2 separate regions of the Mus musculus genome follow, and region 2 is linked to region 1. The links are chromatin loops, found by intact Hi-C in ENCODE. Cell type or tissue: gastrocnemius. All regions are shown on one strand. Each heading gives the region's core, and the rest is flanking DNA. Links, peaks and the distances in the headings are about the cores only.

What was found. Hi-C counts contacts between places; a loop is a spot of excess contacts. Peaks named below come from ENCODE experiments on the same cell type or tissue, not always from the same donor. Only the 100,000 strongest peaks of a DNase experiment are listed, where the experiment ranks them.
Region 2: it touches region 1 in a loop (6-fold over the local background); 1 of 42 quality-filtered maps calls a loop at or near these places.

Annotation. Positions count from the first base shown.
Region 1 is chr10:80,162,416-80,167,782 of GRCm38, forward strand. It overlaps a transcript of Cirbp not described here. Among named protein-coding and RNA genes, the nearest start is that of Cirbp, 2.7 kb to the right of the region's middle. In gastrocnemius, for the core only: no CTCF peak of the experiment used is centred there; DNase peaks (open chromatin) are centred at 2,219, 2,764 and 3,520; H3K4me3 peaks cover 1,706 bases; H3K27ac peaks cover 4,218 bases.
Region 2 is chr10:79,981,756-79,987,122 of GRCm38, forward strand. Tmem259 (transmembrane protein 259) reads right to left here and starts at 2,505. Exons shown (of 11, transcript NM_001003949.4): 1 at 2,155-2,505. The coding sequence starts at 2,376. Gm26243 (a small nuclear RNA gene) reads left to right here and starts at 3,751; the gene lies at 3,751-3,857. In gastrocnemius, for the core only: a CTCF peak has its summit at 2,892 (motif pointing right); DNase peaks (open chromatin) are centred at 1,732, 2,202, 2,574, 3,277 and 1 more place; H3K4me3 peaks cover 4,634 bases; H3K27ac peaks cover 4,803 bases.

The DNA of each region.
Region 1 (5,367 bases), core at 231-5,230:
GGGATATTTACACCCAGGTCTGAAGGCAGCCTCCTCCTTCAAACACAACCACAGGCCAGCCAAGGAGAAGTCGGGGTCTCCTTGCACTGCCTCTGGTCGGACTGGTGGGAAATGTGTTTGCTGGAGACAGATGTGCCCTAAGAAAGTGACTATTATCTTGTCATCCCAGCACTAGAGAGGCAGAGACAGGAGGATCAGAGTTCTAGGTCACTGTCCGCTACACATGGCCTTCTCGAGGCCCTGTCTCACAGGGACAAAAAGGAAGAAATTTGCAGAATCTTGGAAATCCGCACAAATTGGGGCAGTTAGGTGTCAGCTCAAGAGTTGGCAGCCAGAGAAGACATCGCAGAGGAGGAGGCAACCCAGCTGCCGCCCTTGACCTAGTCCCCATCAGACCCTGGAGGCTCCCCAGATCCCACTCACTTCTCAGATGAAGCAATGGGGTCAGGGAGGTGCCTGGGTGCCGCCTACCCAGACAGCTGGGCCTGTGGGCTACAGCTGACCCTCTGCACCTGGGTGGACAGGTGTTCCAGGGTGTCCGCTTGCATGGGGACCCTCCAGGCACCATGAGGTGGACAGATGCTTGGTGACCTGGGGATTTGTGCACACATGTGACTGTCCCTATGCAGCTAAGTGCAGAGGAAGTGCTGCAAACCACCAGCCCGAGGCAGAAGCGTCTTTGCTTACCTCTGTTTCCAGGGAGCCTGTTAGTGTGTTACCCCTACATGGAAGGCCACACTACTGTTAGATATGTGTTTGAGGGGGCATACTGTGAGTGGACAGGATGGAAGAGGGGTGGCTCTTCCTGCCCCAGGGGTGATGGGGTGGAGGTGGCCCTTGCTTAGCAGCATTTGAGAACCCTTTGGGGTAGATGCCTTCCAACCCCTCCCTTCCACTAGTTTTAGGAACCCAAATAGGTCAGTTCCCAGGCTGATGAACCTAGCTTCCAGGGCTTGCTGGGCATCACTGTAGGGTTGCTGGTGGTTTTTTGACATCTGATACAGTCCTTGTGCCTTTAGAATGAGTGCATGTTCCTGCTCCTACAGCCCTGACCTGGCTTCAGTGCACTGTTTTCCAGTCCCAGACATTTATTAAAGGCAGGCAAGTAGCCGGGTGTGGTGGCGCATGCCTTTAATCCCAGCACTCAGGAGGCAGAGGCAGGCGGATTTCTGAGTTCGAGGCCAGCCTGGTCGTCTACAGAGTGAGTTCCAGGACAGCCAGGGCTGCACAGAGAAATCCTGTCTTGAAAAACCCAAAAAAAAAAAAAAAAAAAAAAAAAAAAAAAAGGCAGTTAAGTTAAGCAGGTATAGGAAACCCGTGAGGACCTTCCACGGGATCTATCAGATACCAAAAGCATGTCGAGTCTGTGACTGTGAGCCCAACAAGTCTGCTGCAGAGGGCGTGGATGTGCATGTGTATGGCGTGGCATGTCATAGGATGTGTGTGCTGTCTGAGGCGTCCCTCTGCCGCTCAAGGCCCAGGTCTGGGCAAGAGCCTGCAGGGCCTGGCCCTCCCAGGCTTTCCTATTTCCATTCCTGGGGTGTGACTCAGGGCTGCAGGAGGGATGAGTCACAGGAACTTGAGCCTAGCCCGCCCTGGCTGCAGACCCCTTCCAGAAGCAGAATGCAGTCTCTTTGAGTGGCAGAGAAATCAGAGCCCACTCTGTAGCAGAAAGGCAAGCTTAACCCTTACAGGTGATTCTGGACTCACTAATAGGGAGAGCCCAGGTGCCTCTGACACAGCTCTCTGTTGTGCCCACCCAGGAACGTGAGTCACAGGCATAGATGGCTACATTACCTCCGTGGGTGCTGGCCCACCCAGTCACGTACACCTAACCCTGCATCTACATCCAGGTTGTGTTCGTGTATGTTGGCGTCACAGCACCCTGCCCACCCATCCTGTCCTTAGGGAAAACAGGTCAGTCATGCAAAGGTGACTGTGTCCTCTTCACACATATTTAACAAACCCATTTCCTCTGTCCACAGGATCCAGATGTTTTCTCTGAATCCTTACATTTCCATCTATGTCCCTCCGGGTCTTCTGCCCACGTGCACACATGTGCGCCACACCTGGCCACACATGCATAGGCTGCATCTTCCACCCTGGCTCTGGTCCCAGAGGATAACTAACTGGGATAGCTAACTGGGCGGGTTCCAGGCTTTGCCATCACGGTCCCACTTGTGCGCCCCCGCCGGGCAGAGGCCAGGTGCAGTGTCCCCGGCCCCCGCCCGGCCGAGAAGGGGGCGGTAATTACCGGGCCCCGGGGTGCCCCCCCCCCAACGCGCCTTTCATCCCGGGCCACGCCCGTCCCCAACCCAGACGCTTATTACCATCTCCCGCCCGGTCATTAGCCTGGGTCCGGGAGGACCCGGCGGGCGGACGGAGAACCGGGGATGGGGAGGTGGAGGCGTCACCCCTCGTCGTCTCTATAGCGACGCCCAGCAGCGGAGTGGGGTGCAGGGTAAGCCCGAGATCAGGACTGACTGGACTCGCCTTCTAGGGGTGCAGCTGACACCCTGCCCCCCTCTCGGATTTATACAAGACACATGGGATCCCTTTGGGAGTAGTACTAGTGTCCCGATGGGCGACACTGGGCCAACTGCTCTGCCCAGACGCGCAGGAGCAAACCTCGAGCGTGCAGTCCAGCTACCACCGAGCTGGGCACAGCGAAGGTAAACCAGCACTGACACTGACAGCTCTGGTTTCCGTCAGTGATAACTGTCCACGATGGCGACGTCTAGTGGCCATAGCCTGGCCAAGCAGCTGGTGGCCGCCTGGAAAGAGGTGGGACATGAGTCCTGAACACTCCAGCCGAGGCTGTAGCGCCCTCTCCTGTCCTTATCGGGCAGAGAGCACTATTTGGGATTTGCCCGTGGTTCAGGGATTCACAGCGTTGGTGGATATGAGGTGTGTGTAAGAGAGAGTTTCAGACTCCTTTAAAGCCCACCAAAAGAAACAAAGGGTCATGGTGGCAAGCTAAGCCACCTGTCCACGTGGTCACAGGTAAGTACACGGGACACGCTTTAGACACAAGTACACCAAAGGCGAAAGAAAATGCACCCTGAAGCCGTATCCATGGGTCAGACATTTTCACGCTTTTCTGGGGCTCGAAAATGGCTATGGGTAATGGTGGAGCCCGGCCCAAATGAGCCGGTTAGTAGTAAGCTTAGTAAGTGGGTGCTGGTTGAATGAATGAATGAATGAATCAAAGACTGAGTACGGCAATTCTCAAAACCAGGAACTGGAAGGTGCCAGAATGTGAGCCAGGCTAGGGGCCCAGCATGATCCTGGGAGCTGGGATTACAGGGATCCAATTTTCCCTCCTGTGGGCACATTGTAGGACTGTTGCTTCTGGCTCTGCTGGCTTGTGGTCCAGCGGTCCCTGCAAGGCACGATCCCCTCCCCTCCTGGATTGCGCACATTGAGGGAGGGAAGGCATCTTGGTCTCTCAGCTCTTTTTAATAACCTCCTTGCGTGAGTGGCTGACGCAGCAGGCTGCTCTGACGGGGATAGGAGGGCTGCGTGCAGAGAGCGAAGTGCAGAGGGGGTGGCCATGAGTCACCAGCTGCTGTCTAGGGGGAGGGGAGCATCGAATCCCTGAGGGGTCCTGGCATTCTTCTCCTGGTGACAGCTGGGTCACCTCGACCAACTTCATCTGAAGGTCAGTGAGTCTGAGGCTTAAAGCAGGGTTGGGATGTCTCAGTTCTCAAGTCACCAGACTGTACTCTCTCCAAGGGGCAGTGCTGAAGTGTGGATTTCCTATCACTGATATCTAGGGAGATGTCTGCACTGGCTTGTTCCTCAGGCCATATATTAAGCAGAAGCCATTGAAGTGAGAGGTGAACTGCCTTAGATGGGGGTTAGTTAGGATCCTTACATAAAACCGGGCGTGGTGGCGCACGCCTTTAATCCCAGCACTAGGGAGGCAGAGGCAGGTGGATTTCTGAGTTTGAGGCCAGCCTGGTCTACAAAGTGAGTTCCAGGACAGCCAGGGCTATACAGAGAAACCCTGTCTTGAAAAACCAAAAAAAAAAAAAAAAAAAAAAAAAGGATCCTTACATAGGCTACTCAGGACTCAGGACTCTCAAAACCACAGTGGAGGGAGAAGAAAATGTAGCCTGGAGACATGGGTCTGTTATCACAGCTACTTGGGATGTGAGCCTACGGATTTCAAGGATAGATTGAAAAATGTAGGTTGTCTCAAAGGATCAAATGGCCTAGTGGTAAAGGGCTCTTGCAGAGGACGTGGGTTCAATTCTCAGAATCCACATAAAGGTTCACAGCTGTCTGGACCTCTGCATCCAAAGGATCCAGCACTCTCTTCTGGTCTTTGTCAGCGCAAGATAGGCAAGTGCTGCATAGACATTCAGGCAAACACCCATATACATAAAATTAAAATACACTTTTTTGTTTTGTTCTCTGTGGTGTGTGTGTTTAAGAAGGCTAAGGATGTAGCTTGGTTTAGCCACTACTTAGAATTCTGCAGTGAGGGGTTAGGGGTGTGGCTCAAGGATAGAAATCCTTCCATGGCATGCTTGAGACTCTGGGGTCTCTTCTAGAAAATGCAGGTACACATTGAAAAGAGTGGTGTTTTGCCATCTGTGTGGTAATGTACACCTGGTTGGAGATGGGCAGAAATCAGGGTTCAAATGGTCGTTATACAGCAGGTTGAGATTTGTAGGAAAACTGAGTTGGGTGCAGGAAATCTAGAGAAAATCTTGACATTGTGATTAATACTGGGATGGAAATTTTAGGGCTGATCTTATGGAGTGTCCTTGGGGTCCAAAGAACTGTTAGGCAGCAGTTGTATTGGGAGGTACTTTTGGACTAGAGTAATTCGGTGGTTTTGGTTTCATGAGCAAGAACGGAGAAGAGGGGCAAGCAAGATGACTCAGTGGATAAAGCTGCTTGTGGCTAATCCTGAGTATGATCCTTAGGACCTACATGATGGAAGGAGAGACTCCATCTGTCTTCTGGCTTCACAAATGCGCCTCAGTTAAATAACTGTAATTAAATATTAAAAGAAAAAAAAGAACATAAAAGTGTTGAGTCGATGAGTCAAGGTTGGAGCCATATTTGGGAGTCTCATTGAGGTAGCAAAAGCTCTTTGTTCCCCGCCGCAGGACAAACGGGTCGGGAACGCGGAAGTGGGTCAGCTCCGCCTCCAAATCAGCTGTCCCCGCCTCCTAGTCGCTAGCGGGCGGGGGGTGGGGGGGAAAAATGCGGCCAGGAAAGATTCCAGCCAATCAAAACACTCAGCGCCTCCGCGCGGACTAGGGCAAAGCCAACGGAGTCCCGCCCCTCCACCGAGGCGCAGATGCCGAATCTAAGGCGTCGGATTGGTCAGCGCGGCGTGGTGGGCGGGTT
Region 2 (5,367 bases), core at 200-5,199, 180 kb before region 1:
TGGCCAGCCCACGAGTCCTCACTGGTCACTGACTCGTGCCAGTCACCCCACTCAGGCCCTTGGGCACTCCTCCCTCATGTGCCCACTTGATGCCACATACACAGGCACTGAACTTGGTTATACCGGCCTGGTGGGGCTGCACACCATCACCTCCTACAGACACCTCAATGCCAAGACCTAGGGTTCTTGGGAAACCTCCTACCCTGTAAGCGGGGGTGGGATGGAGTATTGCATTGTCACCCCAGTCTTGTGTCTGGGCTGTCAGTTCATCTGACCAATGGGAAGCCTGCACTGGGGTCAGAATACCAGCCTCACTCATATGCTTGCTTCTCTCTTGTCCTCTTGGGCTCTTCCTTTCCCCCTCTCTCCCCATGCTCACGGCTGTGGCCGGCCTCGACTTCTCTACTCTCTATCTCTACTACACTCTTTTTTTTTTTTTTTTTTTTTTTTTTTTTGAGACAGGGTTTCTCTGTGTAGCCCTGGCTGTCCTGGAACTCACTTTGTAGACCAGGCTGTCCTCGAACTCAGAAATCCGCCTGCCTCTGCCTCCCGAGTGCTGGGATTAAAGGCGTGCGCCACCACCGCCTGGCTCTCTATTACACTCTTAACTCCCTTCCCTGAGCCATGAATAAACTCTATTCTACACTATAAAGACAAAACCAAATACCAGCCTCAGCCAGGATCTCCACGAGATCATGACCCACCCAAGGGTGCCACTTAGCACCTTTCAGGGCTCAAATCCACTTGGTGCAGGGACTTGAGCTGGTGCCACATACCTCCTTGCCCTCTGACCCCTGCCACATCCTAAGGTCTAAGGCACCATGCTGTGCCCCCCTATCCCATGGCTGCCCAGTTTCGGTCCTTGAGGCTCTGAAGCCAGCAGAGGAGATACCAAGCCCAACAGTTCTTCTCTGGGCCTCTGTAGGAGCTGACACCTAGGCTGGGGTGGGAACAGGGCGCAGGGTGGTACAAGCCTAGCAGGCCTTGGCTGTGAGGCGTCCCTTCTAGGAAGGTTGGGTGGAAGCTGGGCAGGCAGGACGGGCAGGAAACACAGCAAATGGGCTCCCAGAAACGTCAGCAGCTCCAGAAACCAGCTGCTGTGTGGCTTGTTTATCCCAGTTAAGAAAGAGGATAAGGTCTACTGTCATCCAGCCGACCCTGTCTCTGACTAGACATTGGGCACCCACCCGGAGCCCTGAGGGTGTGGAGGGCAGGAAGGAAGATGGAGCATGGGCTCATCTGCAGCCAATGAACTGGGGCCTGAGGGGATGCCCACAGCTGTCTTGAGCTCAAGCTAGATCTACCTATGAAACCCCCGAACGCTCAGTTCTGAGAAGCACCAGGAGTGAGTCCCAAACTCACCAATGCCCTCCAATATCAGCATGCCAGCCACCAAGCCATGACCCCAACACCAGAAGGCCCAGGCAGCTCCTCAGAGAGAGCCTGGTGCCATCCCTCGAGTAGCCTTTGTGACCGAGAACCGGGATCTCCCGGGAGCACATGAAGAAGACACAGCCAGGGCAGGTGCTGGCTGTAGAGGTCCCTGGCCAATCTGGCTGTGACTCTGTGGCTGACCCTAGTGAGATGACCTCACCCAAAGCCACAGAAAACCTGGCAAGAGTCTGAAAACAGTGAAGTAACAGAAAATTTGAGCAGTGACACTGGGGGGTAGGGGGCTGTCCCCAGGGGGTTGGTTCAGGGTGTGCTGGAATGGGACTGACTAGTAGAGACTGGACTGAGAGAATCAGGGTAGAATAGAAATGACAGGCGGGACAGGGCCTCCAGCACAGGAGGTGGTCTACAGTGGAAAGTCAGGAATGGAATGGAAATGACCATATTGTTCTCAGTGGAGGTGCAGGACAGGATGGGAGTGACAGGTGGGAAGGTGGACCTCGAGTCCAAAATCCTACTCCAAGAGGACACTGGGCTCTGGTCTTGAGTGGAAAAATTTGGGGCCTAGGCTCCCAAGTGGCAGACTGAGGCCAAAGGGCAGGAGGCGGGGCCTGAGAGCTGAGGAAGTGAGGACCAGAGATAGCATCTGTAAGAGTGGTATCAGGGTATCCAGGCGTCAGGAGCCAAGTGGTAAAGTTGCCGGGGGTGGGCGAGCGGATGACAGCTGGGGTCAGGGGTCAGAGGTCAGGGGTCAGAGGTCACCTTGAGCAGAACGAAGAATTCAAAGAGGCGGCGGAAAGCAGGTGGGAAGAGGCGTGAGTAGGTGACGGCCATCTTGAAGAAGAGAGCGTGGAAGAGCCGGTCGCGCACGTTGATGAGCGGGTTGGGGTTGAGATTGGGGCCGCGAGGGCCGCGCACGGGCGCCGCGCCACCACCCCCGCCGCCGTTGGGCCCGGGCCCTGGGGCTGCCGCGTGCTCCGACATCACCGCCCCGCGTCACCCCGGCGGCCGCCGGCTGACCCCCGCCGCGTCCCGGCCGCCGGATCCCCCCCGCCGCCCCCGGCCGCCGCCGCCGCCTGCCCCTTTGCTCGCGTCCGTCCGGCCCGCGACGCCGGCGAGAGCGCCGGGCCAGAGCGCCGCCCGTGCGCGGGGCACGCTGGGATCGCCGCGGCCGCCCGAGGAGGCCGGGCTTCAGGGCCGAAAGGCGGGCACCACGAGTAGTGGGCGGAGCCTGACTTTACACATTTCATGCGGGTCGCCTCAGCGCTAAAGGGCAGAGTACCATGGAGTTCAGTTTATTTTCCTAGTGCTCCTTCAAGCTTTGTCCGGTCTCGTTTGCAGTGAGCTTGCAATTTGCAGGGGCTACACGGAGTGCATTAAAGAGCAGCCCCGTTTGTTTGCATATATTCACTCCCACATACTGTGGCACGGCCTGGGGTGGAGTCGTGTGTCACGATTCATTTGCATTGAGCTTTATCTTTATATATGTGAGTACACTGTCGCTGTCTTCAGTCTCACCAGAAGAGGGCATCAGATACACCAGAAAGGAGTTGTGAGCCACCATAACGGAGGCTGGAACTTCAACTCAAGATCTCTGGAAGAGGCGTCAGTGCTCTTAGCCATGTCTTTAGCCCAGAGCTCTATCTTAAGCATTGAGCGGCAGTGTCGGGTGTAATTCGTTTGGTTTGTGGAGGGATCCAGGTTAGCGGTGGGCGATCTGTGGGGCGTGGTCTCAGAAACAAGCTAAAACATTTGCATCCACCTGCGGGCGGGGCGACGTTGCCCGTCGTATTTGTATATGGTTTCCTATTGGCGGAGAATTAGAGGGGGCGGAGACGCACTTAGTAAGGCCTATTTACATAGGGCTTCACTCTGGCCACAGCCTCACTTAGGGGCGGGGTCTGCTGAGGACTCATTACCCACCCTGCCCTGGGAGGCAGGGCTTCCTAACTGCTCATTAGCATAATGTTTTCATTGGCGGCCGCAGCGCTGAAGGGCGAAATTCCATGGATAGTTTACTAGCAGACAGTTTCACCATCGCACCAGTATCACGGATTCCGCGCTGATCCGGCTACCACTGAGGGGCGGAGCCTCGTAGTGCCTGTCTAATTTGCATATGACTTCCCAGAAGGCTTCGCTGGCACAAGCTTCTCCCAGACAGCTATATTAATTAGTTAAATGTGAGCTTTCACGCGGATAGATAATTATTCTGAGCGGTGTTATGAGTGGTAGCCTTTCTTTTTGACATGTGAAAACGTTACTTTATCCAAACAAAAACAAAAAAAAATCATAATTACTGTATGTGAAAAGTAATTTGCTTCTCTGCCTTTAAATACCTGAGGCAAAAAACCGTCGCTTGTGCTCGCTTCGGCAGCACATATACTAAAATTGGAACGATACAGAGAAGATTAGCATGGCCCCTGCGCAAGGATGACACGCAAATTCGTGAAGCGTTCCATATTTTGTTTCATCTCAAAATAACGCAATTGACCCTTTGAAGTCTCCTTTTCTACTATAGCTGCCACATTCCCGTACAATTTGCCTGAACAAGGGCATTTATTGACCGGTTACTGCGCACTCGAAGGAAGCTGTCTGTTTTTAGGACGCAGCAGAGCTGTCTCTGTATGCACCGTGCCCTAACGTTGTGCGCCTTCTATATACCTCCAGCTTGAAGGAAGGACTAGGAGCATCTGTATGATGGAACAAGATGAGAATTTCTGCATCCGGACTGGGCGGCCAGGAAAAGGGCGGGGCGCTTTACCGGCTGAGCGAAGGGAACCCCTCCCTCCTAGCTTTCAGATACCCCAGAGTCACCGTCTGCTGTTACCCAGAGCACCTTGCAACACAGTAGGCACCTAATAAATGTACCAGTCTTGAAACTATTATGGAATACACTTGTCACTTGTTTGAAAATAGGAAACGTCCCTGGGTGACCCGAGCTTTAGAAAAACCTAGCCTGACCTTCGTGGAGAAGCAATGGGGTTCCCTCCAGCACAGGCCAACACGTCAGTCAGTCATATCGCTCACGACCAGAGCAAGCAAGGCTTGACTGAGAGATGGGATTTTACTTTATTTACTTTTTGAGTTTGTGGTCTTTCCTTGGCTGTTCTGGAACTTGCTCTGTAGAGCAGCCTGGCCTTATATTCACAGTGATCCTCTTGCCTCTCTCTGCCTCCGGAGTGGTGATCTCAAGGGCATGGTCACCACACCCACAGCAGAAGCACTACCACCCAGATCCCAGGCACTGCAGAGATGGTCTGTCCCCCGGAAGGTGTGACCCTGGCAGGGAGAGTCATCCTGGGGCCCAGCCAGCTTCCAGCAGCTAGGGCCAGAATTCTTAAGATTTTTGACATCTATATCAGCCGCCCCAAGAGGAGTTTGCAAATATTAACTCATCTGATTTTCAGACAAGGAGCCTGGAGTTCAGAGAGAGCTGATAATTAGTGTCACACAGTGAAATGGGGAAGGAGGATTTTTGTTTGTTTTTCAATACAGGGTTTCTCTGTGTAGCCCTGGCTGTCCTGGAACTCACTCTGTAGAGCAGACTGGAGTCGAACTCACAGAGAACCTCAAGAGTGCTGGGTGGGACTAAAGACGTGCCACCACCACCCAGCTACATGGAATGTTAAATTCCATTCATTTTCGATCTCAGGACAGAGTTCTAATACACTAAGCTGCTAGAAATCCAGAATCTTGGGATCTGGGGTGTTTGGGGTTTTGTTTCTGGGATTGTAAGTCACAAAGCAGCAGGGCCAGGGTTTGAATGTGGCACACAGTCCTCTCGGCATGGAATAGTTTTCCTTATTTGTTCTTATTTCTCAACCACTTCAAAGCTCAGAAAGCTCTTCTGAGCTCAGGGGCGGGACAGAAGGAGGGAGTGGCTGGCCTTGCTGCTGGGCGGGAGCAGAGATGTGGCTATACTTCACAGCATACACAGTGTTTTGTTCAAATTTCAGCCCCTGTTAAGAAAATGAG